3 separate regions of the Homo sapiens genome follow, and all the other regions are linked to region 2. The links are chromatin contacts, found by Hi-C or POLR2A ChIA-PET in ENCODE. All regions are on one chromosome and are shown on one strand. Each heading gives the region's core, a stretch centred on a gene start or an enhancer-like site at or near the end of the contact. The rest is flanking DNA. Distances are from core to core; before and after follow the strand shown. Region 1 holds the start of NR1D1 (nuclear receptor subfamily 1 group D member 1). Region 2 holds the start of LASP1 (LIM and SH3 protein 1). Region 3 has its middle 9.5 kb from the start of GSDMA.

Region 1 (4,272 bases), core at 276-2,775, 1.2 Mb after region 2:
TCAGCCCAGCTTCACCCAGATCTCGGCGGGGCGGGGCAGGGCGGGAGCTGGGCCCTCAGCCGGCCTCACGTCCCTGCTCCACGTGTGCCTCTCGCACGTGGCTCCCCAACGAGGAACCCCGGAACTCGAGGCCCCGCCCTCCTCGCTTCCCGTCAATCGAGAGCAGTCGCCCCGCCTCCTACCCGCCCTTCCCCGGCCACCAGGTCGTGGGCTGGACCCCGAACGATAGCAGGGCCAGGACAACCTAGGGGAGGAGAGAAGGGAACACGCGTTGCCGGGGCGACCGGGGGGGCGGAGCTCATTATGTAACGAGGCCGGGAGGCAACGACCAATGGGGTGGCAGCCACGGCTTCTGCTGAATGAAAACAAACGCAGCACGTGGGCCCGGCTCTAGAGCCATGTGAGCCCTCCCGGCGGCCGGAGCCCTGTAGGTGCCCTCCCTCGGGCCGGGCACCACGCTCTGGACTCCTCAAGTGTCGCTCCCTCCTGTCACTGAGGATTCCCCAGTGAGATCCGAACGATTCTCCCAGCCCCTCCTTCCCTGAACCCCATCGCGCCACTCTTCTCAGATTCCCTCGCGCCTGCAGGAACTAGAGGAGGGGGAAGACAAGAGGGGAGGGGGTCCGTTTTCTGAGGCCAGGCATACTACAGCTGCAGGTAGTGGACAGATGGGGCCGTTTCGGGGCACTGTTCCAAAGCTCCCAGTCCCCCTAAATTCTTCGCTTCACCACCCGTACCTCCTCTCCATTTCCTCCTGCCCAGGGATTCGAGGCTCAAGGGAGCTTTGGGACTCTGAGGGGTGGTGATGGGGCGTTTCTGAGAGCATTTCCAGCCCGAACAAGCCGCTCTGGAAATCCCACACTAAAGCACCGCAGCACGTTAGCAAATCTCCGGGCCGAGGGACACCCCAGTCCCTTACAAAGTTCCTCTTTTTATAAGGCGTAGATGGAGGTGGGGAGACAGTGACAGGGAAAAGATGATAGTAAAGAAATCTCAGTACCTGTGTTGTTGTTGGAGTCCAGGGTCGTCATGTCTTCACCAGCTGAGAGCGGTCATTCAAACTGGACCTTGACTCAAACTAGAGGTTGCGATCGCCGCTGTTGCCCCCTGGGCACTGGCTAAGGGCGGGGAGTGGACCCCGCGACTCACGATCAGGATCCGAAGCACCCTGCAGCAAGGTCTTGGGGTGGCCGGACTGCAGCCCTGCAGAAGGGTTGGACGTTGAGGCAACGGAGTTCTGCTTTGCATGGGAAGAGCAGAGAGAGTGTGTAGGGGGAATCAGCCTGCAGTAGTTCTGGCTAGAAGGTAGCAAGGAGGGTCGGGTCTCTGCAGTGTACGGGGTGCCTCTGCCTGCCGGCTCCGCAGCGCTGCGGGGTGGCGAATCTGGAGCTCCCGGTGCAAAAGTCCCAGAGGAAGAGAGGTTGCAACCAGGAAGTAAGTAGGTGATGGGGAGAAACGGGGCACCGAGTCGCAAAGAGGCGAGACGTGTGCCCTGCTACGTTCCCTCGGCAGTAATATTTCACTCTGCCAATCTCAGCCGCCTTTTGCCCGAGCCTTTCCCTGGGACAGAGGGCTCTGCGCAGGCGCCAGCAGCCCAGGGTTCCCGGGCCGCACGCGGCACTGGAGCAGGTACCATGTGATCCCAGGGAGCGCCTCGTGCCCCAGTGACACACTTTTCCAACAGCCGGCACGTTGAGCTCTTGCGCGCCTGCGCAACGACAAGACTGTCGGGATTTGTAGTCCACCGACAAAGTGGGCGGACTGCGTGCCTTTCCCCTTTCTGCCTGGCAAAGCGCTTGCCGGGACCTGGGAGGAGCTGAGAGTGGGGTGGGGTGGGGTGCGCTGAAGAGTCAGGGTGGCGTGTTTAGAAAGCCTGTATGGCAGGGGCATGTGAATTTCTGGGGAGGGACTGGCAAGCTTGTTTGCTGTCTGGGAGATCAAAGCTAAGAGGCCCTTTCTGCAAACCTTGCAAACGTGAGGGCTTCACGTGATTGCAGGACTGACCTCGTCCTGAGGTTACTGGTGACCGGGAGAGAGAGAAGCCGGGGAGGGAGATTTCCCTGGAGTCAGGAGCTTAGGCTGCCCTCTGCTTCAGGGCAAAGTCCAGAGAAGGAAAGGAAATGTGACCCCCTTTCCCTTCTACTCGCCTTAGGGAGAACACCTCCAGGGGAAGGAGTTCCCACAGAGGTAGGGATGTCTGTAGGGACTCCCTGTTTGCTTGTATGACACCATTCCACCCACTCCAGTTGACTTTGGGGTGAGTCATTTCCCTTTGTCTGGGAAATAAAAAGGACAACAGAGGGGAACTAATAGTGAAAGTGCTTTGAGGTCCTAAAGTAATGGGGAAGAGGTGAGGCAGGGGGTGGGGGCAGAGTGACACCCCTGCCCCTCGGTGCTGGAGGATAAAATATGAATTCCACAGAAGATTACTACTCAGAGGGGAACATGTAGATCATCTTAAGCCTCCCTCTTTTTACTAGTGGGGAACAGGAAGCTTAGGAGAAGTGACCGACCCAAGGTCAGACGTCCATTGCTAGTTTCATCTGCCCACCCCGAATGGGAAGGTGGGTAGATGTACAAGTGAAATACTGAACAGGGGTTAGAAACAGCCAGCATTGCCGGGTGCTTTGGCTCATGCCTGTAATCCCAGCACTTTGTGAGGCTGAGGTGGGTTGATCACCTGAGGTCAGGAGTTTGAGACCAGCCTGACCAACACGGTGAAACCACGTCTCTACTAAAAATACAAAAATTAGCCGGATGTGGTGGTGGGTGCCTGTAATCCCAGCTAGTCAGGAGGCTGAGGCAGGAGAATCGCTAGAACCCGGGAGGTGGAGGTTGCAGTGAGCCGAGATCGCCATTGCACTCCGGCCTGGGGGATAGAGTGAGACTCTGTCTCCAAAACAAACAAACAAAAAACAGCCAGTATTTCGCTTCAGAGCAGCAACTGTCCCATGAGTAATAACAGATCTCAAGTAGAGGAGATCTATCATGTTAGAGGGCTTGGGTCATGGAGGGGATGGAAGCTTCTTAGGCAGCGAAGGGAGAGGGAGCCTGAGCCACCTGCTGCTCCCGCTAATTCCTCCCCAGTCCCAGTGCTTCTAGAGAGGGTTTTCTTCACATAGGAAGCCCTTCTCCACAGGCAGCTCCTGGGATGGTATTGATGGATGCCTGGGAAACATGAAAGCCACCGAAAAGGTAGAGAAAAAGAATATGGGAGTCCGGGGGTGGTGGCTGACACCTGTAATCCCAGCATTTTGGGAGGCTGAAGTGGGCAGATCACCTGAGGTCAGGAGTTCGAGACCAGCCTGGCCAACATGGTGAAACCCCATCTCTACTAAAAATACAAAAATTAGCTGGGCGTGGTGGCGCACGCCTGTAGTCCCAGCCACTCGGGAGGCTGAGGCAGGAGAATTGCTTGAACCCAGGAGATGGAGATTGCAGTGAGCCGAGATCATGCCACTGCACAACAGCCTGGGCAACAGGGTGAGAGTCCATCTCAAAGAAAAAAAAAAAAGGCCAAGTGTGGTGGTGGCTCACACCTGTAATCCCAGCACTTGGGGAGGCCGAGGCAGGTGGATCACCCGAGGTCAGGAGTTTGAGACCAGCCTGGCCAACATGGAGAAACCTCGTCTCTACTAAAAATACAAAAATTAGCTGGGCGTGGTGGCGCACGCCTGTAGTCCCAGCTACTCTACTCGGGAGGCTGAGGCAGGAGAATTGCTTGAACCCGGGAGGCAGAGGTTGCAGTGACCTGAGATCGCGCCAGTGCACTCCAGCATGGGCAACAAGACCGAAACTCCATCTCAAAAAAAGAAAAAAAAAAAAAGAATAATAATATGAGCACAGGAGTAAACTGGGTAGTGAGGACAGTGAGGTTGACTGCAGGAGCTTGACCACTCACCCTCTGACTCCTTGTAGAAGATGAGCTTCCTGGAATGGGCTAGGCTTTAGCTTTGTTCTCCTGCTCCCAAGAAAAGTGGGAGAGAGAGGGCAGTGGGCTCTTCTCTGGCCCTTTGGCCCAGAGTTGGGAAGCTGCAGCAGAGTGTGGGAGCAACTGGGAGGGGCTAAAACAAACAAGGAAAGAGGCTTTTCAGGAAAACTTGGTTCTCAGCCTCCACCCCCTCTCCCTCCACCCTCTGGGCTCTGGAGGGAAAGCTAGGAGGTGAATTGCCCTGTCCTGCCCTTGCCTGCTCTCTGTGACCTTGACTCCAAGTCAGAGCCAGGGCCAGAGCCCAGGTGTCTGTCAGGGCTGGACTCAAAATCAGGACCCCT
Region 2 (4,385 bases), core at 1,729-4,228:
AGAAAAAAAAAAAAAAAGAACTGAACCTAGACAAAGCAGATTGGCACCTAAATTCACACGCTTTTCAAACTGCCACCACGTCTTGGCCTAGCCTTTTTTTTTTTTTTAGATGGAGTCTCGCTGTGTCGCCCAGGCTGGAGTACAGTGGCATGATCTCGGCTCACTGCAACCCCCGCCTCCTGGGTTCTGGGTTGCAGCAATTCTCCTGTCTTAGCCTCCTGAGTAGCTGGGACTACAGGCTCCCGCCACCGCTACCGGCTAATTTTTTGTATTTTTAGTAGAGACGGAGGTGGGGGGGGGGGGGGTGGGTTTCACCATCTTGGTCAGTCTGGTCTCGAACTCCTGACCTCGTGATCCGCCCGACGCGGCCTCCCAAAGTGCTGGGGATTACAGGCGTGAGCCACTGTGCCCGGCCTATCTTGGCCTAGTCTTTTAATTTCTCCTTCCTCATTGGTAATTTCAGTATAATCTAGCAAAGAGACACTAATTTTGAACGAATGGTGAAAGTATGAAAATTTTGGGATCAATCGATGTAAAAACAATTTACCAGAGAGCCACCGCCAGAGGGGGTATAGCTCAGTGGTAGAGCATTTGACTGCAGATCAAGAGGTCCCCGGTTCAAATCCGGGTGCCCCCTCGGGTTTCTTTAAGTTTTTTTCACAGCCATCCAGGAATAACCTGAGTCAGCGAGTTCTGAATGCAAAACTCACGGGAGGTGTCGTTTGTATCTTCCACCTACCTAATTTTCACCTTGAAAGGATTCCCGTACCCTAGAGGGAGAGAACAGCAACCAGAGGCTGCCTTTAGGTGGATCTGAGCCCTCATACCCCAAGTGGCGATAAGCGCACCAGTACTCTCAGTTGGAGAACAAAGGCGCGTATCGATTTCCATCTCCGATGCCCATTGGTTTAACGTTAATTATAATTTGTTTTGGGGTAAAAAATATGTCTTGGACGGGGCAGTAGTTCGTACTTGACTATGAAAACTAGGAGAAGTAATCCAAATTCAGAGGTTTTCATATACTCGCGAACTCGAACAGGACAGGGCACACAGATAGAAGGTAGACAGCGAGCAATTTTCCCCTCTTCCTTCTTGACTCAGCTCATAGGCAGGGCTTTGGCTTGATAAGCTATACATGGAAAGTTCAAGGCCTAAAGGAGAGGTAAAACTGGTTCCTCCTGGGTTTTGCACGGAACCGCAGCTCTGCTGATCTGTGATCTCTCTGTTCAGCCTAGAGATACAGCTCACAGTAATAGGAGCCAGGAGAAAAAAATGCGCGTTTCCCCGGGGTCCGAGGAATGACACAACCACATTCCGGGTTTAAAATATCGCAGCTGCCCTTTGACCCAGGCAGCACGCCTCTTCCTTTCTCCTTTATTTTTCCTTTTTTTGGGCAAAACCTAGTCGAGGGGGACGCCCTTGTCTCCCGTCACACTTACCATTTTCCTCCGGCCCAACAGTGACCCTGTCAGGCACGCAGCCAGCAGATACTTGTCCCCATCTTTAGGTTATGAAACTCCATGGCCTTTTATTCTTACTTCAGTGGTTCTTAAAATGTGGTCCCCACACCAGCAGCACCAGAGGCACCTGGAAACTTGGTAGAAATGCAAATTCTCGGGGCCCCCTTACAGAATCAGAAACTAGCAGTGTTTTAACAAGCCCTGCAGGTAATTCTGATGCACGTTCAAATTTGAGAAACACTGTGTTCGTTTATCTCAGTTTGCACTGGGTTATAACTTTACTTTTGTACATTAATAGTCAAGGATGAACACAGCACGTCCATGTCACCATTAATACAGAAAGTTGAAGTTGGAGAAGGGCTGTGTCTATGGGTTTCCCTCGCCTGACCCACCCTCCACCCCCAAAAGGAACGCCAAGTTGAGGCGTTCCCCTGTCTCCCTACCCCCATTGGAAACATCCTGTCCCTCAAACCCGGCACCTCGAACTGTCTGACCCATCTGAGGCTGGCGCCCGTGGCCGCAGAAATCCCTACACCTCTGGCGCGAGTAATGCGGTCGCGCAGCTTTTATACCCACCCCCTCCTCCCGCTGAGCACAAAGTAAAACCGAAAGATTTCTGCTAAGGTTGAAAAATGAGGAAGATACTTTTTCTTTTCTTTTTTTTTTTTTTTTTAGTCAGGACCCAATGTTAAAATGTGAGTCAAGAATGAAAAACAGATGGTTAACAAGGGGAAGGAAAAACCAAGCCATTGAGGGGGCACCCGGATTTGAACCAGGGACCTCTTGATCTGCAGTCAAATGCTCTACCACTGAGCTATACCCCCGCGCCTCTACAGCGCCTGGAGGCGGCTCCTTGGGTGCTAAGCATTGTTGCAGCTGCTACACTGTGAGTAGTGGTGTAACAGAAGGAGAAAGGAATGCTGGAGAAAAAGGGGTCAAGCTGAACGCAGACGGTGCCCGCATCCGGGGAACCCCGGGAAGGTGCACTGCAGGGGCTCGAGAGGGAAGCACTAGCCCGGGCCCGGCAGCGCGCAGGGTCCAAGAGGGAGGGACGGGTTCCGCCCCACAAATGTGGGAAAGGGTGTGGGCCGGAAGAGAGCTAAGAGGGGCAGGGTAGGGGGTCCCCGTTCGGTCCGCAGATTCATGCCGGGTAGAAAGTCCCCGAATGCGGTGAATCAGTTCCAGCGTTCAGGAGGATCCAACCCCACCCTCGACGGGCTTGAGGGGTTAGCCCGCCTCCCGCAGCCCGGGCGCCCCAGATGTGCAGCCTGCTCGCCTCTGCGCCGCCTCCGGCTGGGGAAGGGCCCTGGGCACCGGGCGCAGTCAGCCTGAGAGCGCTGAGGCGCCAGCACCGCGGGCCCCGCCGTCCCCCCAGGAACCCGCCCCCGCGCAGCCCCACGTCGCCCGGAGAGCGCGCCTCGCTGCGCGTGCCCTTGCCCGCGCCCGAGGCGCGTGCCCGCCCCAGTGCAGCCCCTCCTCCCCGCTGTGTTTATTAGGGGAAGGAGGGCGGAGGCGGAGGCCAGTTCCCCAGCTCCAGCCGCCGTCGCTGCTGCCTGTGTAGTTGCAGCCGCGGCCGCCTCCCGCCAGCTCGCCTCGGGGAACAGGACGCGCGTGAGCTCAGGCGTCCCCGCCCCAGCTTTTCTCGGAACCATGAACCCCAACTGCGCCCGGTGCGGCAAGATCGTGTATCCCACGGAGAAGGTGAACTGTCTGGATAAGGTGAGCCCGGGACCGGGAGACGCGTCTTTGCAATCCCCCGCAGTGCTCCGAATCCAGGGAGGAGAGAAGGGCCGGGTCTTTGCCGCCTTATCCCCGCGATCCCAGGAGAATGGAGGGAGGGCGAGCGGGCGGTGTCATGGGGTGTGGGGACACATCCCAGTCTGAAAACCAGGAGATCTGGGGCGAGGCGGGAAGTCCACGCGTAGCGGGCAGCCGCTGCTGGAGAGGGGTGGGCTCTGTGTCCCGGGGTTGGGAGGACGGGAGAGGAGCAGGGAAGTCAGGCGCCGGGGTGTGTTGGGGGAAGGTTAGGGGTGCAGTCCCGCCCCCTACGGCCTGGAGAGTGAGAAGAGACGGCCGCTCCCTCTCCGCTCTGCGCCGAGCGCCAAGTAGGCGGAAGCGCGGGGCGCTGGTGGAGGGGGCGGGGGGGCGGGGCAGAGGCTGGGGGGCCCTGCAAAACCGTCCGCTCCGGCGGGGGTGGCCTGGCTTCCTGGCCTGGCGGGGCGGGGGCTATCAGCCTGCGAGTGTGTGGCATCTGATGCGGGGGGTTTTGGGTAAGGACCCGGGCTCTGCCGCAAGAGCCCCGTTTTTGAACGACCTGCACCCCCTTGGATTCAGTCGTTAAAGGACTCGCAGACCTCCTCCACAGCTTCCCAACCCCCACCTCCAATTAAAAGCCAACTCCCGGTGCTGGGCCGTCCAGCCTGAGCCGGGTGGGGTTGGGTGGCAGAGTAGGGTGGGTGGAGGGTGCTTAGCTGAGATCTCCTGAAATTGTGCTCAGAGCCAGGAGACCGTGTGGAAGAACAAAGAGCTAACTTTTCAAAGCAGGTTTCTCCAATGGAGGGTGGGGTTGGCTGAGTTCTGGGGAAGCCGAGGAAAGGGGGAGGTATTGGGGGGAGGGGAGGGTGGCCTTGTGGAGATTCAGTGTCCCCTGGGGGCCCTGTCTCCCCAATGCTGGACTTGTTCATCTGGTTGCCATTAGACTTTTGGAGGGGGGTTGGAGAGTAGAACTGGGTGTTTCCCGTACAGTTTAGGGTAGGATCCTGTTCTCTTGTAAGCTCCGTAAGATCCTAAGGTAAAACCTGCCCCTCTGCATCCCCTCCCCAGTCTGGAGGGGAGGCCTCTGTGATTTTGTGCCCTTCCTCACCGCGTCTTTCATCCACCACCCAAAGCTGGCTCCAAGTCCAAGTATTCTGTCCTTTCCATCTG
Region 3 (4,084 bases), core at 139-2,638, 1.1 Mb after region 2:
CTACGTGTCCCCTCCTGGAGGCAACACTATATATATTGGGTGCAGGGGCGGGTGGGGGTGGGAAGGGACAGAGAAGTCAGAGACAGCCAGTGCCCAGTGCCCCATTTCTTCTTTTTTTTGAGACAGAGTCTCGCCCTTGTTGCCCAGACTGGAGTGCAATGGTGCGATCTTGGCTCACTGCAATCTCCGCCTCCTGGGTTCAAGCAATTCTCCTGCCTCAGCCTCCTGAGTAGCTGGGACTACAGGCGCACACCACCACACCTAGCTAATTTTGTGTTTTTAGTAGAGATGGGAGAGAATCCACGGGGCCCTGTCCCTCTGGGACACACACACACTCCCCTTCCAGTGGAATGAAATAGGAGAGATAGGGAGAGACAGTTTCACCATGTTGGCCAGGCTGGTCTCAAACTCCTGTTCTCATGTGATCCACCTGCCTCAGCCTCCCAAAGTGTTGGGATTACAGGCGTGAGCCACCACACCTGGCCACAGTGCCCCATTTCTGACCTTCACAGACATCCCCCATCCAAGAACAAGAAGCTGAAAATGCCCTCAGAAGGTCAGAGAAGCAGAGGGCTCTTCTCCCCATCCCCAACCCAAAGGTGGACAAAACCTTAGAAGGTGAGAGGGACACAGAGACCCCTTTCCTAAGCAAAGGAAAGAAATCTGTCAAGTCAGCAGCTGAAGCCCAGAGCCCCTTCGCAAGGGAAAGACTTTGGGGTGATGGTGGGTGGGATGCAGAGGGGTCCCCTGGACATTGGCGGGACGTAGTGCTGACTGTGATGGCAGCCACGGGTTTCTTGGGCCTTTTCGGTGCATCCTCCCCGCAAGCCTCCACCACGCTGTTCCAGGTAGGCTGAGGTTAGGCCCACTCAGGGCGGCACCTTGGCGCAGGACACCTCTTCCGTTTGGGCTTTCCGTCCTCGTGATTTCGCTCTCCATCTGACAGTCATCCATGGTGACAGGGTGTGTCCCTTTCCCCTAAACAGGATCCTCAATGCCCATCGGAAAACGTTGTAAGGCGTTGAGCCCCCAACGCCCCCTCACCACAAGACCCTGCTGTGACCATCTTTTCCTGGTGAGGAGAGTCTGCACGGGGGAGCAGGGCGCCATACCCCAGAAAGAAACCTCTGTGCCTGGGAGTGAGGGACTCGCTGAGTAAAGTGAGGTCGAAGAGGGTGGAGAGGGGTAGGGTCCCAGTCACCACTGTCCTGAACCCACAGTTCAGTCCGGGCCCAAGATGGCCCCACAGGAGCACAGGGGGTTTCGGGCGCTGCAGGTGGAGGTGAAGGACCAGCTGCGGTGCGGAAAGGCCTGACCCGGGCGGCAGATCGCCTGCGGAGAGAATGACCGGCTGGGGTGGAGGCGGGGCTGGGGTGGTGTGGGCGTGGCTGGGGAGGCGTGGCTGGTGTGGTAGGCTTAAGCAGTGAGGGCGGGACTGGGGCAGAGGCGGGGTTTGGGCGCTGAGGGCGGGGCTGGGGCTTTGAGGAGGTGGCTGGGGCTGGGGCGAGGCTGGTGCGGAGGCGGGGTTGGGGCGGTGAGGGCGGGGCTGGGGCAGAGGCGGGGCTGGCGGAGTGAAGGCGGGGCTGGGGTGGTGAGGGCGGGGCTGGTGCGGAGGCGGTGCGGGGGAGGTGTGGGTGGGGCTGGGGCCGAGACGGAGTTTGGGCAGTAAGGGCGGGGCTGGTGCGGAGGCTGGGCTGGTGCGGTGAGGGCGGGGCTGGGTGGAGGCGGGGCTGGGGTAGAGGCGGGGCTGGGGCGGGGTGGGCGGAATTGCGGGCTGCGGGGCAGAGATGGTGATGGCGTCCGGGGGGCGGGGCTGGGTGGACGGCCGGACTACAAGGGACGAGAGGCTGGGCTTAAGGTAGCAGGGGGCAGAGCGGATTGCCCAGGGGCGGGGCGGGATCGGGGACAAGGCTCAAGTGCTGAGGACCAGACATGCGCCGGAAGCCCAAGCCCGGCTAGCGAGTAGGAGGGTGGATGGTGGGGGATGATAGGCTAGGCTTAAGATGGCTGAGGGCGGGGATACAAGGTGGTAGGGCCAGAGATGGGCTGGATGGGGCGTGATCGGCCTCCTCCTGGGAGATCTCAGCCCACCTGAGTAGGCTTCTTCCGGCCGCAAGAGAGACTGGGGCCTGGCCCTGATGGAATGGCCATTCTGAGCGTGAAGACCTGCGTCCCCCTCCCTTCAGGAAGCTCCCTGTCTCTCAAATTTCAGGGGGATCATCACTTCCCATCTCTCTGCCAGGTTGATCGAGTTCTGGATCTACAGGAGCCAGTTCTGAGAGGGAGGACTGGGGGTAGGAACGGGGTCTTTGAATGGCTGCGGGACTGCAGGAGACTTCCAGCAACCTCAGCTCCATGTTGGAGGAACATTCTGTACCTGCTGGGTGCTCTGTGTGGTGAGGGTCAGGGATGAGGGTGAGGGCCATCCCTGATGTACCAGGCCTACTAGGTTAGGCCCAATGGTACCAAGCAAGACCTACCACAAAAGTTAAGGGTCCCAGTGCAAAATGAAAATGCAGGACTCCTTGCTACAAAAGTTATTAAGAATTATATTTGGCCAGACGTGGTGGCTCACGCCTGTAATCCCAGCACTTTGGGAGGCCAAGGTGGGGGCCAATCACCTGAGGTCAGGGGTTCGAGACCAGCCTGGCCAACATGGTGAAACCCCCGTCTCTACTAAAGATACAAATTTAGCCAGGTGTTGTGGCACATGCCTATAATCCCAGCTACTTGGGAGGCTGAGGCAGGAGAATCGCTCGAACATGGGAGGCGGAGTTTGCAGTGAGCTGAGACCTCGCCATTGCACTCCAGCCTGGGCAACAAGAGCAAAACTCAAAAAAAAAAAAAATTATATTCAAGACAGTAGCAGCAGAGCATTAAACGAAGCATGGGGCTGTGTGCAACTGCACAGGTTGCATGCCCATGAAGCCAGCCCTGATACCAAGCTACAAGCAGAGTGGGCAGGGTGCAGACCCTATTGTCCCTTCCTCCAAGGAAAAGGCAAGAGGGGCAAGCCCACCTACCATCCCTACGCCAGCTCATTTTTCCCAAAAGGGGAAAAGGGAACATACCATTCCAGGAATCTCCTCTCATCCTCTCCTGGAGGAGAAAAAATGAATCTGCCGCCCACTTCCCCTCCACGGACACACATGGGAGCTAACCCCAGTTCCCAGAGCCACTTTTTTTTTTTTTTTTTTTTTTTGGAGACGGAGTCTCTCTCTGTTGCCCAGGCTGGAGTACAGCAGTGGGATCTCAGCTCACTGCAACCTCTGCCTCCCAGGTTCAAGCAATTCTCCTGCCTCAGCCTCCCGAGTAGCTGGGATTACAGGCATGTACCACCACACCCAGCTAATTTGTGTATTTTTAGTAGATGGGATTTCCCCATCACGGCCAGGTTGGTCTCAAACTCCTGACCTCAAGTGATCCGCTCCCCTCAGCTTCCCAAAGTGCTGGGATTACAGGTGTGAACCACCACACCCGGCCCCCAGAGCCACTTTACAATGCCCTGCCCACAGAAGGAGGGAGAGCATGCCGTGTCCCTCATGCCCTTTCCTCTCCTTTACCCTCTGCAGAGCTGAGTGAGGTGCAACAGCAGCTGCTGGCCATGTCCAGGGAGAAGGGGATCCTTTCCCAATAGGTGGAGCTGGAGAGGGACCTGGGGGATGACAACGAGGAGAAAATTGAGTTTGAGCTCATCCAGCTCCACCCCCACACTTGTGGATGGGCAGTCTGAGGCCCAGAGAGCACACAAGACTTTAGGGCCACACAGCAGGCTCTTAGCAGAACTCTCTACAGAACTTAGGTCTCCGGATTCTTAATCCTTGCCCATCTCTGCTTCACTCTAGCATTAACAGACAGAGGGGGGATCAAGGATGGGGACTGTAATAAAATAGCTTGTTGAATAGCAAGAGAGGCTGGGTGCGGTGGCTCACACCTACAATCCCAGAACTTTGGGAGGCCGAGGCAGGAGGATTGCTTGAGGCCAAGAGTTCCACACCAGCTTGGGCAACATAGCCAGACCCCATCTCTATTTAATATAGGAAATAATAAAAAATAAAAAGTAAAAGAATGGCAGTGTGATGCC

Evidence for each region. A loop is a pair of places that touch in the nucleus more often than their neighbours do. ChIA-PET counts read pairs that join two places held with the same protein, here RNA polymerase II (POLR2A). Pooled maps may share reads with other maps.
Region 1: a pooled map shows a loop between it and region 2 (20-fold over the local background). The contact joins the promoter of NR1D1 here to the promoter of LASP1 in region 2. A Hi-C loop is called at or near these places in 7 of 50 pooled maps. POLR2A ChIA-PET finds 5 or more read pairs at or near these places in 3 of 52 experiments (GM12878, HCT116 and activated T-cell).
Region 3: a loop to region 2 is called in a pooled map, with 6 times the contacts of the local background. The contact joins the enhancer-like site here to the promoter of LASP1 in region 2. A Hi-C loop is called at or near these places in 3 of 50 pooled maps. POLR2A ChIA-PET finds 5 or more read pairs at or near these places in 4 of 52 experiments (MCF 10A, PC-3, activated CD4-positive, alpha-beta T cell and 1 more).

What each region holds. Positions count from the first base shown.
Region 1 is chr17:40,099,064-40,103,335 of GRCh38, forward strand. It overlaps NR1D1 (nuclear receptor subfamily 1 group D member 1), which reads right to left and starts at 1,526. Exons shown (of 8, transcript NM_021724.5): 1 at 1,001-1,526. The coding sequence starts at 1,031. RefSeq lists enhancers at 1-869, 1-772, 773-1,756, 1,222-1,291, 1,772-1,891 and 1 more and silencers at 1-340, 351-440.
Region 2 is chr17:38,867,080-38,871,464 of GRCh38, forward strand. It overlaps LASP1 (LIM and SH3 protein 1), which reads left to right and starts at 2,979. Exons shown (of 7, transcript NM_006148.4): 1 at 2,979-3,179. The coding sequence starts at 3,111. TRC-GCA4-1 (tRNA-Cys (anticodon GCA) 4-1) reads right to left here and starts at 2,284; the gene lies at 2,213-2,284. TRC-GCA2-2 (tRNA-Cys (anticodon GCA) 2-2) reads left to right here and starts at 566; the gene lies at 566-637. RefSeq lists a cis regulatory region at 358-971, enhancers at 630-1,232, 1,233-1,833, 1,409-1,588, 3,079-3,228, 4,241-4,385 and silencers at 1,189-1,288, 2,709-3,018, 3,539-3,638.
Region 3 is chr17:39,951,448-39,955,531 of GRCh38, forward strand. No RefSeq gene overlaps it. Among named protein-coding and RNA genes, the nearest start is that of GSDMA, 9.5 kb to the right of the region's middle. RefSeq lists silencers at 1,330-1,849, 1,890-1,939. Within about 2 kb of position 1,389, at least 16 of the 41 ENCODE cell types and tissues checked have a DNase peak (open chromatin) inside an H3K27ac peak, as active enhancers do.